3 separate regions of the Homo sapiens genome follow, and all the other regions are linked to region 2. The links are chromatin loops, found by intact Hi-C in ENCODE. Cell type or tissue: B cell. All regions are shown on one strand. Each heading gives the region's core, and the rest is flanking DNA. Links, peaks and the distances in the headings are about the cores only.

The links. Peaks named below come from ENCODE experiments on the same cell type or tissue, not always from the same donor. Only the 100,000 strongest peaks of a DNase experiment are listed, where the experiment ranks them.
Region 1: it touches region 2 in a loop (14-fold over the local background); 2 of 110 quality-filtered maps call a loop at or near these places.
Region 3: a loop joins it to region 2, with 31 times the contacts of the local background. A loop is called at or near these places in 5 of 110 quality-filtered maps.

What each region holds. Positions count from the first base shown.
Region 1 is chr14:89,698,996-89,705,535 of GRCh38, forward strand. No RefSeq gene overlaps it. Among named protein-coding and RNA genes, the nearest start is that of FOXN3-AS2, 130 kb to the left of the region's middle. RefSeq lists a silencer at 2,670-2,729. In B cell, for the core only: no CTCF peak of the experiment used is centred there; a DNase peak (open chromatin) is centred at 2,736; H3K4me3 peaks cover 1,346 bases; H3K27ac peaks cover 1,082 bases.
Region 2 is chr14:90,756,131-90,761,130 of GRCh38, forward strand. All of the region lies in intron 3 of TTC7B (tetratricopeptide repeat domain 7B), which reads right to left. LOC124903360 (a long non-coding RNA gene) reads left to right here and starts at 2,431. Exons shown (of 2, transcript XR_007064302.1): 1 at 2,431-2,770; 2 at 2,862-3,387. RefSeq lists a silencer at 2,198-2,537. In B cell, for the core only: CTCF peaks have their summits at 2,481 (motif pointing left), 2,681 and 4,783 (motif pointing left); DNase peaks (open chromatin) are centred at 2,401, 3,001, 3,451 and 4,681; H3K4me3 peaks cover 2,029 bases; H3K27ac peaks cover 1,862 bases.
Region 3 is chr14:90,253,333-90,259,872 of GRCh38, forward strand. PSMC1 (proteasome 26S subunit, ATPase 1) reads left to right here and starts at 3,221. Exons shown (of 11, transcript NM_002802.3): 1 at 3,221-3,268; 2 at 5,828-5,881. The coding sequence starts at 3,266. RefSeq lists enhancers at 2,867-3,396, 3,272-3,511, 3,397-3,924. In B cell, for the core only: no CTCF peak of the experiment used is centred there; a DNase peak (open chromatin) is centred at 3,209; H3K4me3 peaks cover 1,764 bases; H3K27ac peaks cover 1,043 bases.

The DNA.
Region 1 (6,540 bases), core at 611-5,610, 1.1 Mb before region 2:
AGAGAGATCTGGGAAAATAGAGAAAGGTTAGTTTATTCTTATTATAAAAATATTTCATTAAAGAGTCCATATTATGATAAGCTTCTAAAAGATTAAAGTGGTATAGATAAAGCAGTAAATCGAGTTTAATGCAGGATTAGATAAGAGGCTGGTAGTCTGTAATAACGATAAGATGCTTAAAGCTTAAGGTCACTGATTATTTGAAAAAGAGGAAAAGGTGAGCATGCAAAATGGATCTCGTGTTTGATAAATATTAGGTTCCCGAGGTAACAATAACCATAAATGATAAGGCAGAAACTTTGTGATCCTGGCAACTAACTGGAACGGCTGTATGGAGATCATTTCCACGTTAGGAAATTATGTGGAAAATCTAGTGAGGTTGTCAACATTCCAATATTATTAATAAAGTAGGGCATGCATAAATCATATGGGCTTCTCTGGTGTCTATTTAACACTGCCAAGTGGTCAATGAAGTATAGGGAGTGAAGGTTGGGCTAACTCATGTGTGTAACTAAACCTCTGTCTAGAGAGACCAACCAGTTAAACAGCTGATCTGGGCAATTCTATCTGCAGACACTTATGGACCCTTACCAATATTCTGTGGCCAAGTTGTTCTGGGCTCAGTCTGATAATAACCTCTGTGGAAAGAACTTTAGGATAATGAATGAATAATCAGAGGGGCTATGAAAGTTTCCAAATAAAAATTCATGTATGCAAATGCCCTTATTTTATTGTAAAATTCACTTTTATTTTTGTTGCTATTATAACATTAAACAATTTTTTTTCAGACAGGGTCTTGCTCTGTTGCCCAGGTTGAAGTCTAGTGGGACAATCACAGCTCACTACAGCCTCAACTTCCTGGGCTCAACTGATTCTCCCACCTCAGCCTCCCAAGTAGCTGGGACTACAGGCATATGCCACCATACCCGGCTAATTTTTGTATTTTTTGTAGAGACGGGGTTTCACCATGTTGTCTAGGCTGCTCTCGAACCCCTTGGCTCAAGCAGTCTGCCTGCGTCAGCCTCCCAAAACGCTGAGATTACAGGTATGAGCCATTGGGCCCATACATTTGGTACATTTTAACTACCAAATGTACAGCAAATTAATTTAATGATTTGCCCTTTGCACACAAAGTCATTAGGTATACACAGTTTCATCGTTTTTTTCCCTCCATAGTGCTAAACATAAAACTATTCTGTTCAGACTTTTGGTTTAGCTTTCTGAATTTATCTTCTACCCTCCACCATGCAAATTAAAGGTTCTGTTTTGATACTGGGAAAAAATGATCTAAGATTAAGAGGACATTGTGTATATGTGTGTGTGTGTGTGTGTGTGTGTATAAATTAATTTTATATGATCACTTGTCCAAACACAATCACGTTTTCAAACTAAAAAGTGTGTCAAAGTGGTTTTAGAAGAAATTAAATAGTCTGGCAAGATGAAGAATAAAAAAGTTCCAAGTGAATGATCCTTTGGAGTGGAAAAAGGTTAGCTGTGAATATGCTTTTGAAATATACTACAGGGGATTCTCATCCCAAGATTATGGTCGTTCATGCCTCTAGGTTTAAGTGTTGCTCAATCAGCAAGGTGCTCAATTCACAGTGATTGCTGCGCATTTCCTTGTTGATCAAGAAAATGCAGAATCTCAGCGCAGACACATTTACCAGCACATTTACCATCAAAATGAATATAAGAAATAAGATTTTGATTTAAATTTTCCAGTTGCAGCAGATCGAGAAAAATATGTGCAGGAGAGGATTCCATTTGAAAAGCTCTGATTCAAATAAGTCCAAAGAGAATGCATCTCTATGTACCTAATGTTGCCTTCGAATTAGACAGTAAGCTTTTCTCGCTCAGAGCCCTTGTCAATTTGATTAAACTCACAAACATGTGACTGACTCCGCCTCTATTAAAAACACTCAAGCCAGAGAACGACTGAGAAGCGTGTGGCTTTGTCTTTGTGAGTGGGTCTTTTGGCCAAGCGATCATTACACTAGCTAAATGGGTGTACGGTTAAATTTAATACTCCACAACTGAATTCTCCAATCGCAGCTCACTGCAAAAAGTGATTTAGAATAATGCAAATTTGAGTCCAGAATCTAGAACACCCTTCCAGGCACGGAGGTTTTCCGTTTAAATGGCCCTCGGGAAATAACACTGATTTTCAAAGTCGTTTTAAAAGGCAGCTTTTGGCAGCTGCTATCTTTTGCATATTCTCTTTCCGAGATTAAAGAACCTTCAGGTGACAACACCTAGGGTAAAAGGATGGGACATCAGGCTGCAGACGTGCGTATGCGTGTGTGCACACGCGTGCAGTCTTGACTAGGTGTGGAAAAAAGGTCCGAAGAGATTCCAAAATCAAAAAAATTCCCTTGGCCTACTCCGGCCCCGAAGACCAACTCAGACCCCACCAGACAAACTGGAAAGTCTCCAAGCTCTCAGTCGCCCCAGTCGGCGGGGGAGTGAGTGGGGCCGACCGGCCTTGCGGCCCTGCCACCTTTCGGGGCGACTCGGTTTCTCCACTGACACCCCCGGGCGCGAGGTCTGGTCCATCCCGGAGTGGGAGCTAGGCAGGGACGCCACCTGGCAGCCCACTCTGGGCCCCTGGCCCGCGTTTCCCGCAGGCGCCGGCGGCGTCGGGCGCGGCCGCCGCGCTGCCATGGCAACGGCGGTCCGCCCCCCCCCCGCTTCCCGGCGCCGGCGCGCCAGCGGGGCGGGGCGGGGCGGGCGTTGCTAGGAAACCGGCGGCGGGCCGCCTCCGCGGCGCGGTCTCTCGGCTTCCACCCTTCACCTACTTCCCCTGCGGGGCCGGAGTGGGGGAGGGTCGGGGGAGGCCATCGGGAAGCCACGTGGTGGCCCGGGGCCTCGCGGCTCATTCTGCGTTGCGCCGTCCCTTCCAGGTCGAGTTGACGGCCTTTTCCCCCTTGGCGTACAAGTATTGAGTCCCGCGCCCTGGGAGGGAGACGGCGCTCAGCAAATTTAGATGAATGCAACGCTTCAACGTGGGCTCTCGACCTCTGGTCCCCCATCCCCTGCCGGCTCTATTAGGACAATGAAGTCCCCAAACTCCACTGGAGGGTTCTTCACCCACTCTTCTTCCCCTCCAAAGGAACCATCTCTTGAACTTCACGAAATCCAGGAGCAATGCTAAGCGTTTTGTATACATCACCTCATTTTCAATCCTGTGAGGTGGGAGCTGGGAACTTCATTTTAACAGGAATAAAATGTGGCCTACAGCTGGTTGGGGTGGAGCCAGGACTTGAAGTCCAGTTGTGCTTATTAACTTCAAGTGTCTGCCTTTTTATAATGCTCAAGTTCGTCCTCTCAGCTGCCTCTTGGCTAGCCCAGCATCCCCCTTTGCTGTCCAAACACCCACACCAGCCAGGACACACTGTCTGGAACATGGTCTGACAAGGGGATTAAAAACTTGAAATCAAGGTTGTCCAAAAAATCTGGGGCATACGGTTTATGTTGATGTATCATTGATAATTTACAGATGTCCCACTCTGTAATGTACTACCAGAATAACCACTTATGATCATCAAATTCTTAGGAAATGAAAATCCAAACCAAAGACAATTGACTCATGGTAGGTACTCCATTCTGGGCTTTAACATTTTTTTTTTTTTTTCTTGTAAACCATAGCTGTTCACTAAGTGTTTTTTTTTTTTTTTTTTTTTCTTTATTTCCTTGTCACTGACTTGAAGCTCGAGAGTGTATTTTCTACTAGGGAACTGTCTTGGGTTGCCAAGGATTTGCGTGCAAGCAATTTATTAAGGAAGAGCTTCCAGGAGAAACTAGAAAGGGAAGCAGAATAGGAAAGAAGCAGCCAAGCAAGGGAGCAATTTAAGGTGAAGTTCCAGCCCCAGCAAGATCCCCAGCTAGTTCTGGAGCATAAATTAGAATTTATCCCAACTTGAGGCAAGGGAGCTGGGGTTTTCATAACCCTGCACCAATTAGTCACTGGCTATAGTCTTTCCTGGAAAGGGTGGGGGGACAAAAATACCTAGCACTTCTGGTTCTGAGGTGAGTCTGGGTGAGTCTAGGCACTTAATTTAGACGCGTTAAGTGAGTCTAGGTGCTTAATACCTCTTCTGCAGTGAAGTGGCTCCTATAGATTAAGGGAAGGAAGTTCTCTGAAGGAAGGGGTATGAACCTTTAGGAGTAAACCACTTAGAAGCTGGGGCTAGGGGCAATGAACTGGAAAGGGGGATATGAAGGGATCTGGGCAGAGCACCAACAACACCCATGACAGTCCACCCCCTGCACCACTTAGATCCACATGTGCATTAGTTCGTTCTCAGGCTGCTATAAAGAAATACCTGAGGCTGCAAAATTTACAGAGAAAAGAGGTTTAATTGGCTCATGGCTCTGCAGGCTGTACAGGAAGTATGGTGGCCTCTGCTTAGCTTCTGGGGAGATCTCAAGAAACCTTCAATCATGGTGGGAAGTGAAAGAGAAGCAGGTACATCCTACATGGCCAGGGCAGGACCAAGGAAGAGAAGGGGAGATGCTACACACTTTTAAGCAACCAGATCTTGCCATAACTCACTCATGAGAACAGCACCAAAGGGGAAATCTATTCCCATAATCCAGTTACCTCCCACCAGGCCCCCACCTCCAACACTGGGGATTACAAATCCACATGGGATTTGGGTGTGGACACAAATCCAAACGATATCAACATGCTTCTCACGTCAGTTTCACTTCATCATGTCACAGCTTATTCAAAAAAGACAGACCATAGATAGCCCTTGCTGCTGCAGCTGGTCCTAAGACAATAACATATTCATCATCTGTATTAGTTCCTTCTCATGGTGCTAACCTGAGACTGGGTAATTTATGAAGAGGTTTAATTGACTCACAGTTCAGCATGGCTGGGGAAGCCTCAGGAAACTTACAATCATGGTGGAAGGGGAAGCAAAGACATCCTTCTTCACATGGCTGCTGGAAGAAGAATGAAAGCTGAGTGAAGGGGCAAGCCCCTTATAAAATCATCAGATCTCATGAGAACTCACTCACTATCACTTGAATAGCATGGGGGAAACCACGCCCATGATTCAGTTACCTCCCACGGGGTCCCTCCTGTGATACTTGGAGATTATGGGAACTACAATTCAAGATGAGATTTGGGTGGAGACACAGTCAAATTATACCATAATCTTTCTTCCCTATCATCCATTCTAGATTCTCCTCAACCTCAACTAGCCCCCCATTTTTTTTTTTTTGAGACAGAGTCTCACTCTGTTGCCAGGCTGGAGTGCAGTGGCGCCATCTTGGTTCACTGCAATCTCTGCCTCCTGAGTTCAAGTGATTTTCCTCCCTCAGCCTCCCAAGTAGCTGGGACTACAGGCGCGCACCACCGCGCCTAGCTAATTTTTTTTGTATTTTTAGTAGAGATGGGGTTTCACCATGCTGGCCAGGATGGTCTCGATCTCCTGACCTTGTGATCCACCTGCCTCTGACTCCCAAAGTGCTGCGATTACAGGCATGAGCCACTGCGCCTGGTCCTCAACTAGCCCTGCTGCCAGTGTAGGTGGCTTGCCCAATGAAGTGACCCAAAACGTCATCTTTGAGGGATCTAAATTCTGTACTACCATGTCTTTATTAGGTAATGGTTTTTGAGTGGAAAAATGTTCCTCCCTGTCCCATTATGTAGCAGCAGCCCTACTTCCTTATAATAGTGGTCAGTTACCCCTACCATTATATAACTGCTTTTTTTTCCCCCTTCATGGAGTCCAAAATAGGACAGTAGCTGTAGTTTTGTTTAGTGGGACTCTTCTTGTGTCCACTGGTGCAAAGCATTTTCCTCCAGGAACTAGAACCTCTAGACCTAATGCTCTACAATTGTGAGGACAGGAAGCATACATTCCCCTAAGAAGTTCTCTGAGAGTGATGGTGAGCCAGGCTACTCCTATTTCCACCCTTTGCTTCCCAGACCCATGCACTCAACTCACTAGAGATGCAATATAGTATAATGGTTATTGGTTTAAGTCACATACTGCATCCTGAAGCATAATGCCCCAACCTCACACAGTATCATTTCTAAGTTTGTGCCTAGCTATGCCTTCAAAAAATGGTTATGATATTATCAGGATAGATGTTTCTGAATGGTGTGATATGTTGTGGGACCAGTGGATCTCACAGTTATGTGACTACCAACATATTTCCTCTACCAAAAAGTGAGGAAAAAAATGCTTTGTGGATTCTCTTAGTAAATCAGACATTCTGAGTCCTATATTAGATCTTGTCAAAGCACTGCAAGCAGGAAGGGCAAATCCATACACAGAATTTGTACCAATCCCAGTCAGAACAAAATGATGTCCGTTCTTTCCAGGATGAAAGAAGTCCTACTTAATTAACTTGCCACTAAGTCTCTGGTTGGTGTCCTCAAGGAATGGTCCTATACTGGGCACTCAGAGTCAGTCTATGTAATTGATAGATCAGATTTTTTGGGGGGGAGGGGGGAACGAAAAAAAGTCTGTCTTGTTCTGTTGCCCAGGCTGGAGTACAGTGGTGCCATCTTGGCTCACTGCAACC
Region 2 (5,000 bases), core at 1-5,000:
ACTGGTGTGATGAGTAAGTGTAGCCTCTGAGGTCCCCAACTATAGCAAGGAGTGAGAGCAGCCAGTGAACAGGAGTCCTGTGCTTGCTCCATTCCACAAATTCTCACTAGGCACCAACTGCGGGCAGCACTCTGGGCTAGGGGTGGGCTTCACAGAACAGGACTCTGCCCTTAAGAAATCTCTTTGTCCTTGAGAAATTTCACCTCTAGTGGAAGAGAAAGATGTTTTATTTTATTTTCTTCTTTTTTTTTTTGTTTTTTTTTTTTGTTTTTTTGTTTTTTTGAGACAGTTTCAGTCTTGTCACCTAGGCTGGAGTGCAATGGCGCGATCTCGGCTCACTGCAACTTCCGCCTTCTGGGTTCAAGCGATTCTCCTGCCTCAGCCTCCCGAGTAGCTGGGACTACAGGCGTGCGCCACCACACCCAGCTAATTTTTTGTATTTTTAGTAGAAACGGGGTTTCACCATGTTAGCCAGGCTGGTCTCAAACTCCTGACCTCAGGTGATCTGCCTGCCTCGGCCTCCCAAAGTGCTGGGATTACAGGTGTGAGCCACCGCGCCTGGCCGAGAAATGTTTTCAAAACAATGTTAAAAATGCAGTGACTGAGACAGACATGGTGTCACAGAAGAATTAAGAACAAGCACCTCAGCCAACCTGAACTAAAGCTCCAGCCCTCTGAGCTTCCTCTGGACTCTCTAAGTCCCTGCTTGCTTCCAAAAAGAGAACCAATGAGGAGCCGACTAACACAAGCAACATTAAATATGAATATGGGTCAGTGGCAATAAAAGGGTTCTTACTCTTCTTACACTCTCTAAATATAAACAGGAAGCTTTGACCAGCAACCTGAGATGAGCGGCCACATGCAATACACCCATCTAGCCGCCCACCATGAGCAGAATCCAGAATGGGAAGAGGCAGAAGAGATCATGGAGTCAGAGACAAACAGTTAGCAGAAGGCTTAACGTGGTGGATCTCCACCAGGCATGGCCCCACAGCGCCCCCTCACAACCCCTACTACCACATCTCTGGGTTTCCTACATAGGCAAAAGAAAGCACCCCGGAAAGCTCCCCTGAACCACCCCGTTCCCTCCACTCATGGACTTTTCTATAAAACTACTTGTTTCACTGCACCCGAAGTGATCTCAATGTTTCCAAAAATGAAAAGCAGTCCTGGCGCGGTGGCTCACATCTGTATTCCCAGCACTTTGGGAGGACAAGGTAGGAGTATCATTTGAGCCCAGGAGTTTGGGGCTGCAGGGAGCTATGATCGCACTACTGCACTCCAGCCTGGGTGACAGGGCAGGACCCTGTCTCTAAAAAAAGAAAGAAAGAAAAGAAAAGCAGATTCTCAAGGAAAAAAGATCGAGCTCTATCTTCTCTCCTGTCCTCTCTTTGCAAATGAGGAGATTCAAGCTCAGAGATGATTTGCCCAAGGTCACATGGGCAAATCCTGATCCAATGAGCTTACTACCACAGCAGGTCCACAGCAGTTGCCACACAGCTCCCAACAGACTGGAGACTTTTTCTGCCGGGGAAAAGGCAATGTCAGTGGTCACTTGTCTGTCCTACGGCTCTAGGATGACACCTAGAAGATCATGGTCATTAGCAAATATCCAATTCATAAAGACTGGGATTAGATCTCACTTGAAGACATGAATCTCTCAAGGAACACTCCAGGAAAATCCTCTTTGGGCTTTTATAGTCCTTATGACCAGGAATTTTCGGTCCACGAAAAATATGACGTACTTCAATTCCTGCTAAAGCAGGAAACGCACCTTTACATCCTTTCTCTTTGTAAATACCCACGCATTGAATGTTTAACGTATTAAATGCTGTCAGCTTCTACGAGAGTCTCTATAAATATGGTCTCAGAAAACAATAAAGGGGCACATCGGTGAAGGCTCAGCTGCTGCCTGCGAACAGCCAGGGCCTGTGAGTGTGAACGCCTCCCAGAGAGCTCGGCTTGGTGAGTCCCTAAGAAGGCTCACTAATGCGAGGTTAATCAAGAGAGTTGGCAAGTTTGCCTTTCTTCTCCATCCCTGAACTCGAGTTGAATCGCGGAATCAACCCAAGTACAGGGGCTTCAAATGGTCAGCCGGCCTTGGGGCACCACTGTCCCGGTGGCCGCGGCAGGAACCAGTCCTGCAGTCCTGCGGCGGCACCTGCGCGAGATGCAGGGCACTGGCTCCAGGACGGCGGGGCGGGGCGGGGCGGGGCGCGGCGGGGCGAGAGCGCAAGGAGGGGCGGGGCGAGACGGGGCAAGAGAGTGGGGCGGGGCGGGGTCGGGGACAGCAGTGAGCGGGGCGGGGCGAAACGCGAGGGGAGGGGAGATGGGCGGGGCGGGGCAGGGGGGGCACGGTCCCAAGGCCGACCCGGCCGAGGACGCCCGGAGCAGCTCCGCGCATGCGCAACTGTGGCGCGCGACTGCGCTAGAACGCGGCTCCCGCGACCCCTGGCGGCGGCTGCCGAGGGGCTGCGGGACGACCTTGGGCGGCAGCTAGCAGCGAGTCCTAGCTGATGTGGCCCTGAGTCAGCTTTTAGAGGTCCCAAGACTCGTTCACAGGCCGCTAAACGCAAACTAAGGCACCTCCCAGCACACCAGGATCGACGTGTCCTCCTTCAGTCCGGACTCGGCGGAATCTGCACCTGGGAGCCCCTCCCCAAATGACCTGCTAGCCGCAGTCCAGGAAGCAGGCACCCCTCACTCCCCTTCTCAAATGGGGGCTCTATTCCTGTCTCTAGCTCTGGAGTTGTTGTGAGGATAAAGGGAGGTAAGGGACAAGTGCTTAGAACAGTGTCTAGAAGGAATTATTTTAATGCTGTAGTCATTATTAATAATGTATTATATTTTTACAATTCCAGAACCTGGCACACAGTAGGCACTCAACAAACCGTTCCTCTGTCTGTCTTGAGAGACTGCGGTGGGCCCTGCAGGGCAGCTGCCTGCCTCTGCCTGGTTCGAGGAAGGCCCAGCCAGGCCGGCCCCAGCTTCCTTCCTGCTCTTCTGTCCCACTCCGACCCACTCCGGAGAGCCACGCTCTGAGCCGCACATGACTCTCTCCTTCTCCACAGAACAATCTGTGTTCTGCTCCCGCCCCCGAGAGAGTTCTGAGCTTTCCAAATATGGATGCTTTTTGCATTCCCAAAGCATCACGAACATTTGGGAGAAGAAAATGAACACCAGACATGGTTTGGAAACGATGGAAGCCAAGGGATGGGTGGTGACGGAACAAGCACCGTACTAGGAGTTTTAAAATATAAAACACGAGTCTGGCCTAGGTGATGTCTTACAACCTTACTAGCTTTGTAGCAGTCTAGGCCCCAAAGAGATCCTAGAAGTAAGCACCCAAACCCTAAGAATAAAAACTACAGCGGCCACCACCACACATTGCAGAGGCGAAAACTGCATTAAGGAGGCCCAGAGAGTCACCTGCTGTCAGAGGAAATGAGCAGTGGGAGGCAGTCCCTTGAGAGCCAAACAGCTTGAAAGTTGACAAATTGAGATGAACCAGCTCGTCGGTGAGTGTAGGCAGAAGAGGCATTAGACACAAGAGTATTTGTTTTTATATCAGGCCCAAACCAAAACCTATTCTGAAATGGAGTGGATCTCAGAATATACTGAGAAGTTTGCCCTTTTGCTTAGGCACCTTGTGTGTTATTCAGCTAGAGTTTATCTTCAATAGTGTGCCCCTGGATGCCAGGGCAAAATGTTAAAGAATGGCCCCGTCACAGGCACCCCTGTGCAGCAGGCACTGTTGTCCCTGGCGCACATGCAGGGAGATAAAGCAGGCAGCTTAGATATGACACAGCCTCAACACCCAACCCAGAATAAGCACTCACATATTTGCTGATTTAATGAATTAATTAATTATACAGTCTAGTTTGAGAGAGGCAAATGGCAGATGTGAAATAATTAAAATCTGAATGCCAAATTAGATGGTACTAGCTATAAATAGAGGTGGAATCAGAGGATGGAGAGATTGGTGTGGACAAACGGGGCTGGAGAGGTCTGTATGCAACAACGGGTGTCACCAAGGGCGGACTCAGCACAGGGAAGAGATGACTCCCAGATGGATGGAGAAGATAAACAGAGGTGGGGGGTTGGCCTGGCAGGGGTGAGGGCAGGTGGGCAAGGAGGCAGGCAGCCTGGAGCAGAGGATGGGTGGGACACAGCAGGACATGCAGCCAGCCTGCCAAGACTAGGACATATCCTCCACAGTCTGCAGAGGTGCATGCCATACCTAGACCTGCCAGGGTTAGCAGGAGGACTTGAACTCGAGATTCAAGCAATAAGGGAGAGGATGACTCTTTTTTCGAGATAATTAGCTCCTGATTATCTCAACATGATACATTTAAACCTCACACTGGCTTGTCCTGACACTCAGGCCACTATTTACACTCTTCACCACATTTTAACATCACCTTAACTGAGAATGTAAATCCGGCACAAATGTCCAAATGCTCATGTATTTCAGGCATTGTAAACCCCAGGGGAAAGCTCTGTGTCATCGGCATCCCTCCACCCCTTCACTAGCCCAGAGCCCTGGGGGGCATTGTGCTTATAGGTGGAGCTGTCTTGTTACTTGCTGGGGCCTTGCAGGGCCCAGCCTCTAGCCATGCCCTCCAAATGAGCTTCAGCCACTCCTGGGTTTTAACCAAGTCCTGCACCTATACGCAGACCTATTCCTGAATCCTGACCAACAAGCCAATAGCCTGGAAACCTATATGCTGAGCACTAGCCAAGAATTCCAATGTTTCCCCAGGATAGCACCCTCTTGTGGACAAAGAGATTCCACCATGTTCAACCAATCCAGTATCTTCCCTCTACCCTCCAAGGAAAATGGGCTCCTTCTCCTGAAATCGCCTTTGCAAAAATTGTAACAGTGAGAAAATTATGACAGTGAAAGAAATCTGATCTAACCAACCCCTATCTTGCCATTAACCCCCAAACTATGGTATTCCTGGGCTTAGGTCAAGCTAACTTTAGGAGATATTTAGTTT
Region 3 (6,540 bases), core at 767-5,766, 500 kb before region 2:
AATGGCAATTTGTATATTAACAAGAAATACTAATAAGGCCAGGCGCGGTGGCTCACACCTGTCATCCCAGCACTTTGGGAGGCCAAGGTGGGTGGATCACTTGAGGTCAGGAGTTGGAGACCAGCCTGGCCAGCATGGTGAAACCGCGTCTCTGCTAAAAATACAAAAATTAGCTGGGCATGGGGACGGGTGCCTGTAATCCCAGCTACTTGGGAGGCTGAGGCAGGAGAATCGCTTGAACCTGGGGGGTGGAGGTTACAATGAGCCAAGATTCTGTCACTGCACTCCAGTCTGGGTAACAGCATGAGACCTTGTCTCAAAATAATAATAATAATCAGAGTAGCTGATACCTAGAGTAATTGTCCTATGCCAAGTGCAATTCTCAGCATTTTACTTTAGTCCTCAAACAATGGCACCATGAAGGAGGAACTATAAAGGTCCCTATTTCACAGACGACAGAACTGAGACACAACAACACAGCTCACTGGTGACAAGGCTGGAAACGAGACCTGGCGTTAACCCCTTGGCTGTTTGATTAGTAATTATTCTTATTTTTTAAATAAAAAGTCATTCTGATGGCTTCTTCCAACACACGAATGGGCCCCTGGGCCACCAGGGTGTGGCTGCCCTGCTTTGCAGACCAGTGTTCTGGAGTTCCGGCTCTAAAAATGTGGTGTATGAGTCACCCAGCCTCAGAATCCCTTGGGGTATCTGTTAAAATGCAGGTGTCTGGGCCCTGCCATGGGCCTATAGAATCACAGTCTCTGGCGGATGGCACCAGAGTCTGCATTTTGTCAGCATCTGGGCTGGTTCTGATGTGCTTGAGGTTGCAGGGGGGCTGCTGAACAGGATGCACGCTCGCCTCTGGCACCTGCCCTCTGTCCACCCCGGCCCCGCCCCCTCTGTCCACCCTAGCATGAGCCCTCCGTCCACGTTTGGACACCTTCCTACCTCAGCCTCCATTCCATCTACTTTTGGCAAAAATCTCTTAAGAATCAAAAAACAAGAGTTTTATCCTCTCCGTATCCTCAGCCGGCAAGGTAGATAATTATCCCGTTATACAGATGAGAAAATGAGGATGACTTGCTGATGTCACACAGCTAGAGCAGAGCCTCCGGAGAGGAAACCTGTTGGTATCTTGATTTTAGCCCTGTGAGACCCAAGTTGAACTTCTAACCCAGAGACCTTCTAGCTTTGAGCACTACATTTATGGTCACTTTCTTTTTTTTTCTTTTTGAGATGGATTTTCCTTCTTTTCGCCCCGGCTGGAGTGCAATGGCGCAATCTCGGCTAACTGCAACCTCCGCCTCCCAGGTTCAAGCGATTGTCCCGTTTCAGCCTCCCGAGTACCTGAGATTACAGGCATCTGCCACCACTCCCAGCTAATTTTTGTATTTTCAGTAGACATGAGGTTTCACCATATTGGTCAGGTTGGTCTTGAACTCCTGAACTCAGGTGATCCACCCGCCTCGGCCTCCCAAAGTGCTGGGATTACAGGCGTGAGCCACGGCGCCCAGCCCCTGTGCATCTCTTTTGCCCTATGGCTGACTCTCAATCCTCCCCACCCGGTTGACAGTCATCTCTGCAACTCTCCCTCTTTTCCACTTGCAACTTCCAACCTCCCCAAGTGCTGAGCACTCCAAGTAGTCTTTCTAATCCTCTCCCTGCTTTCTCTTAGCTGTCCATTATGTAGATAAACTTAAATTTTCTGCTTACTTTATGTCACTTCCTACAGCCACAATAGGAAAGTCTGATGCCAACGTTGGCTACTCTCTTCATTACTGGGTTCTATTGACTCGCCTTTAACCGCTGAGCTTCCACTGGGAGTTATGTGCCTGTTTCTGACTTCTTCACTATATGGTGTCTCTAATCTCCATCCTCTGCAGCTTCTACTGCAGGGCCTCTGCCCTGGCTGTTCCCTCTACCTAGAAAGCTCTTCCACCAGATATCTGAATAGCTTACTCCTTCATGCCTTACGGGCTTTTGCTCAAGTATCATCCAATTTAAAGTTAAAATCACCCACCACTGCTGCATGCTCCTAATCCTAGGCATTTTTCCTAGGCATTAATTTTTCCTATGGCATTTACCACTATGTGGCATACTATATATTTTACTATTTACTTGTTTCTTGTAAAATGCATTAGGGAAAGGATATTTATTTTGTTTTTTAAATTTTTATTAATTTTTTTTTTTGAGACAGAGTCTCGCTCTGTCACCTAGACTGGAGTGCAGGGGCGTGATCTCACTGCAACCGTCGCCTCCCAGGTTCGAGAGATTCTCATGACTCGACCTCCCAAGCAGCTGGGATTACAGATGCCCACGATGATGCCCGACTAATTTTTGTATTTTTAGTAGAGATGGGAGTTTCACCATCTCTATCCTATGTGTGATACTGTCCTATCGTGTGATTTCATGTGTCATGTACACTAGATGCCAGATTTGTTAACAGAGGTCGATAGTGCTAAGACTTTCTATTACCGTGTTGCAGTGATGATGAAAAGGAAGAAGTATACCTGTTGTGTGTTCATAAGGGAAATATTTTTAGTGTTTCACAACTAAAATCCCTAAATCAATCTGGAGCAGAAAAAAAATCATCCATTTCTCCAGTTCAGAAAGATGCAGTATTTTGAGCACTTGTTAATGAAATTTCCAGAAACAGAAGGGATTGTTGCCATTTTTCTGATGTCCTGGAGGGTGTAACAAATGAGGAACTTTACCAATCAGCTTCAAGATGAGGAATTTAAGACATTTGGCATCATCACAAGTCACAGGTCATCAGAAAAAGACAGGTTTAGAAGACTCGTTACACACATACTCCCAGATGTGCAGGTTAAATTCCAGAAGCTGAATAATAACTGAAATATTTGTGCAAATGTATATGTCAACTTCCCAGTTCCAAATACCATTCCAGTTTTTAGAACCATAAAGTTCTTCCCAGTTATAAATTTTGCATAATTTAAATATTTTATATTTTCACGATTGTCCTAATTCTTTGACAGTAGGGGTCATTGTCTTAAGTTGTTGACAAGCGCCTCATAACGGGTATTCAAAAATTTCTTTCAAGTAAAATATTTATAAAGTTCACTTTATGCTTATAAACTGCTGCGTTGCCCTAGACCGCCCGCACAAGCCCTTGGAGCACAACTTGGTCAGCGCAGAATTTGGTTCCTATCAGCTTCCGTAGCGTCCCTAACGACTTCCGCCTCTGGCGGGCCGCAGTGGTGGAGGAACTTCCGGCAGCGGCAGCTCAAGTGGCCAAGGCAAGATGGTGAGTGACTAAGGGTTTCTTTCCGCTGGTCGTCGCGGTGCGATGGGGTCTCAGCAGCCTGAGGCGAGAGAAAGAGGCGGCTGCCCGAGGAACTGGGACAGCCCTCTTCTCCTTTTGCCGGCCTGATCTTCTCGGCGGGTGGAGGCTCCCAGAGACCGCGCTCATGTCCACCGCGGGCCGGGGCCGACCAACGGGCCTTGCCCGGGGATCCTGGGGCCGGGGCTCAGAGCAGAGAGAGGGTCTCCTGCGTGGTCTTGTGGGGCGGCAGAACGGATCAGGCCGCTGGCTTTGCTGCTCCGCCGACCAGGGCTTTGCTGATCGGCGCTGGGAGTTTCGGGGGCGCCTCCTCGAGTCACCGGGAAAAATGCTTTTTGAGTCGGGCAGGTGAAGGGTGCTGGAGAAGAGGGTGGGATTCATTCCACCTGAGGAGTTGAGCGCGGAGTCGTGGAAGGCCTTTCGGAGCTGGGGGCATTTGAAGGAGGCCTTAAAGACGTTGTTATGACAGGCGGAGCTAAGACGGAAAGGGCCCGTGGTGCAGTAGTAATAATAAAAACAGCTAGCATTTATTCATCAATTCACTAAACAAGTATTTACTGAGCACTTGGTGTTTTGTTGTTGTTGTTAAACTTTTGGCTAGCTTCTGTTGTAGACACTGAGGATTGATTGAAGTCCCTGCCTTCATAGTGCGTACATTCTAGAGCAGAAGGCAGACAATCATCAGAAATATGTAATATGATGTCAGGGGTGGGGTGGTCATTGTTGTATGGTTATTGTATAGAAAGGGATAGCTTGGAGGAGTGGCTGCTTTTTATAGAGTCAGCGAAGGTAGCTCTGAGGAGGTGAAATTTGAGCGGACCGAAATTGAGGGAGTAACCCCTGCAGATGTCTGAGGGAAATGTGGTCAAGGCAGAAGATACAGCAAGTGCAAAGGACCTGAGATGGGAATGTTTAACCTGTATCATGAACGGCAAGAAGGCCAGATCTCATAGAGGTCTTTTTTATTTTAATTTTAATTTTTATTTTTTTGAGACGGAGTCTTGGTCTGTCGTCCAGGCTGGAGTGCAGTGGCGCGATCTCCGCCTCCCGGGTTCAAGCGATTCTCCTGCCTTAGCCTTCCAAGTAGCTGCGACTATAGGCGCCCGCCACTACGCCCGGCTAATTTTTGTATTTTTGTAGAGACGGCGTTTCACTCTGTTGGCCAGGCTGGTCCTGAACTCCTGACCTTATGATCCGCCCGCCTCGGCCTCCCAAAGTGTTGGGATTACAGGCGTGAGCCACCGCGCCCGGCCTCATAGAGGTCTTATACGGATTTCTGGGTAGTATTCTAAGCATGTACCAAGTACTTTTCCAGCATTTTCTCATTTATTACAACAGTTCCCTCGAGGTAATTACTACTGTCCTCATTTTGATAAGGAAGAAATGGAAACACAGTAAGTGGCTGTGCTGGAACACAAGCCCCATCGTTTTTTTTCTAGAACAGTAGAGAAACACCCAGGTTTTGGCATTCAGCAAACCTGAATGTGATTCCTGGCTCCATCTCTGACAAGCTTTGTGACAACAGGCAAGTCATTTAAGCTCTCTGGGCCTTGGTCTTCTTATCTGCAAATGAGGGGGTAATGATGGTACCAGTGTCATCGTGTTTGTAAGAATTAAGTGGGATAATACTTGGAGAATGTTTAGGACACTGCCTGGCATATAGTAGGGGTTCAGTAATTGATGTACTTGTTATTTAAGACTGAGAAACATGTAAAATGCCCAAGAGGTGAAGAAGTGTTGGTGTATTAATTTAGAAGTGCCTGTGTGGAGCTGATTTGAGGGAGCTGAGTGGGCCCTTCTAATCAGTAAGTTCACTCATCTTTATATTTGAAATGCCACCATTTCTGAGACATTGCTCAGTGTTAAGCATTGTCCTATAACTGTAGGGTCTCTTAAAATCAGGAATCCCACTGAGTTTATTAATACACTAAGTTCTTAACACCTTAAGGTGATGGAGCTTTTCAGATTGAGAAGAAAGACCTGCCCCAGAGCCCCCTGGCTTTAGGGGTAGGAATTGGATAAGGTGCTATTGGAAGGAAAGTCTTCTGGATCTTGGTGTGATCTAAGTAAGGGGTAAATGATTGGTAAACGATTTTTGAGTGTGTAAAATGACGTAGCTTTCATAGCCTGATTTTATGGAATACATTCTTGATAGCTTCAGTCCGGTAGTTTCCTATCAAGAGATGTGAAGCTCCATATTTTCCCCTCAAGAGGGGGGTGATCTTAAGACTCTCAGCCTCTTTAGTTGTATCTACTTCTCAATAGAGTTGTTCTTGATTCTAAGATGCAATCAATTGCCAGGTGCACCAGTAATCTATCGAACATCTTTTCAGGGAAAAAGAAATTCTGCCACACTAAATGCACACATTGACTGCAAGTATTACATCTTGGGTTCAGAAATGTTCAAATGAGGGAGAAATGTTACTCACAGGACATGTTATAGACTCACAGGACAGTATAAAGTTATTCTTTTGAAGTGATCATATTCTGAATTTACATCTGTGCCTGATTTTTCTCCTCCAGGGTCAAAGTCAGAGTGGTGGTCATGGTCCTGGAGGTGGCAAGAAGGATGACAAGGTAAATATGCCAGATTTGTCCTGTGATATGAGCAAATTGTGGAAAATGTCATGGGTCTCGGCTGAGAAGTTCTGTGGGGATTCATGAATTTTAAAAAGTAGAATGATCCAGTAGTTTTTAAACTAGCCTGTCCTACAGATACAATAAATATGCTTTTCATGCTTTAGAAAAGGTTATTGACCTAACCATCAGATAGGTATTTATGAGTTATTTATTTGTGTAAAAGCAATGACATTATAGAAGTATTAAAGTAAATTGCCTATAATTTTGGTGTCTAATAGCCTGAGGTATGAAGATTGTCTCAGGTTACCTAAACTTTTGGCATATAACTTGATTCTTAACCCTCTATACCTTATTGGAATAATATGGCTAATTGTCACTTATGTGTATGGTAAAACGATTACATTTATTTTCATTTGTTATTATTATTATTATTGAGACGGAGTCACCCAGGCTGGAGTGCAGTGGCATGATCTCGGCTCACTGCAACCTCCGCCTCCTGGGTTCAAGCAATTCTCCTGTCTCAGCCTCCCGAGTAGCTGGGATTACAGGTGCCTGCCACCACACCCGGCTAATTTTTGTATTTTTAGTAGAGATGGAGTTTCACCATGTTGGCCAAGCTGGTCTCAAACTCCTGACCTCAAGTGATCCTCCCGCCT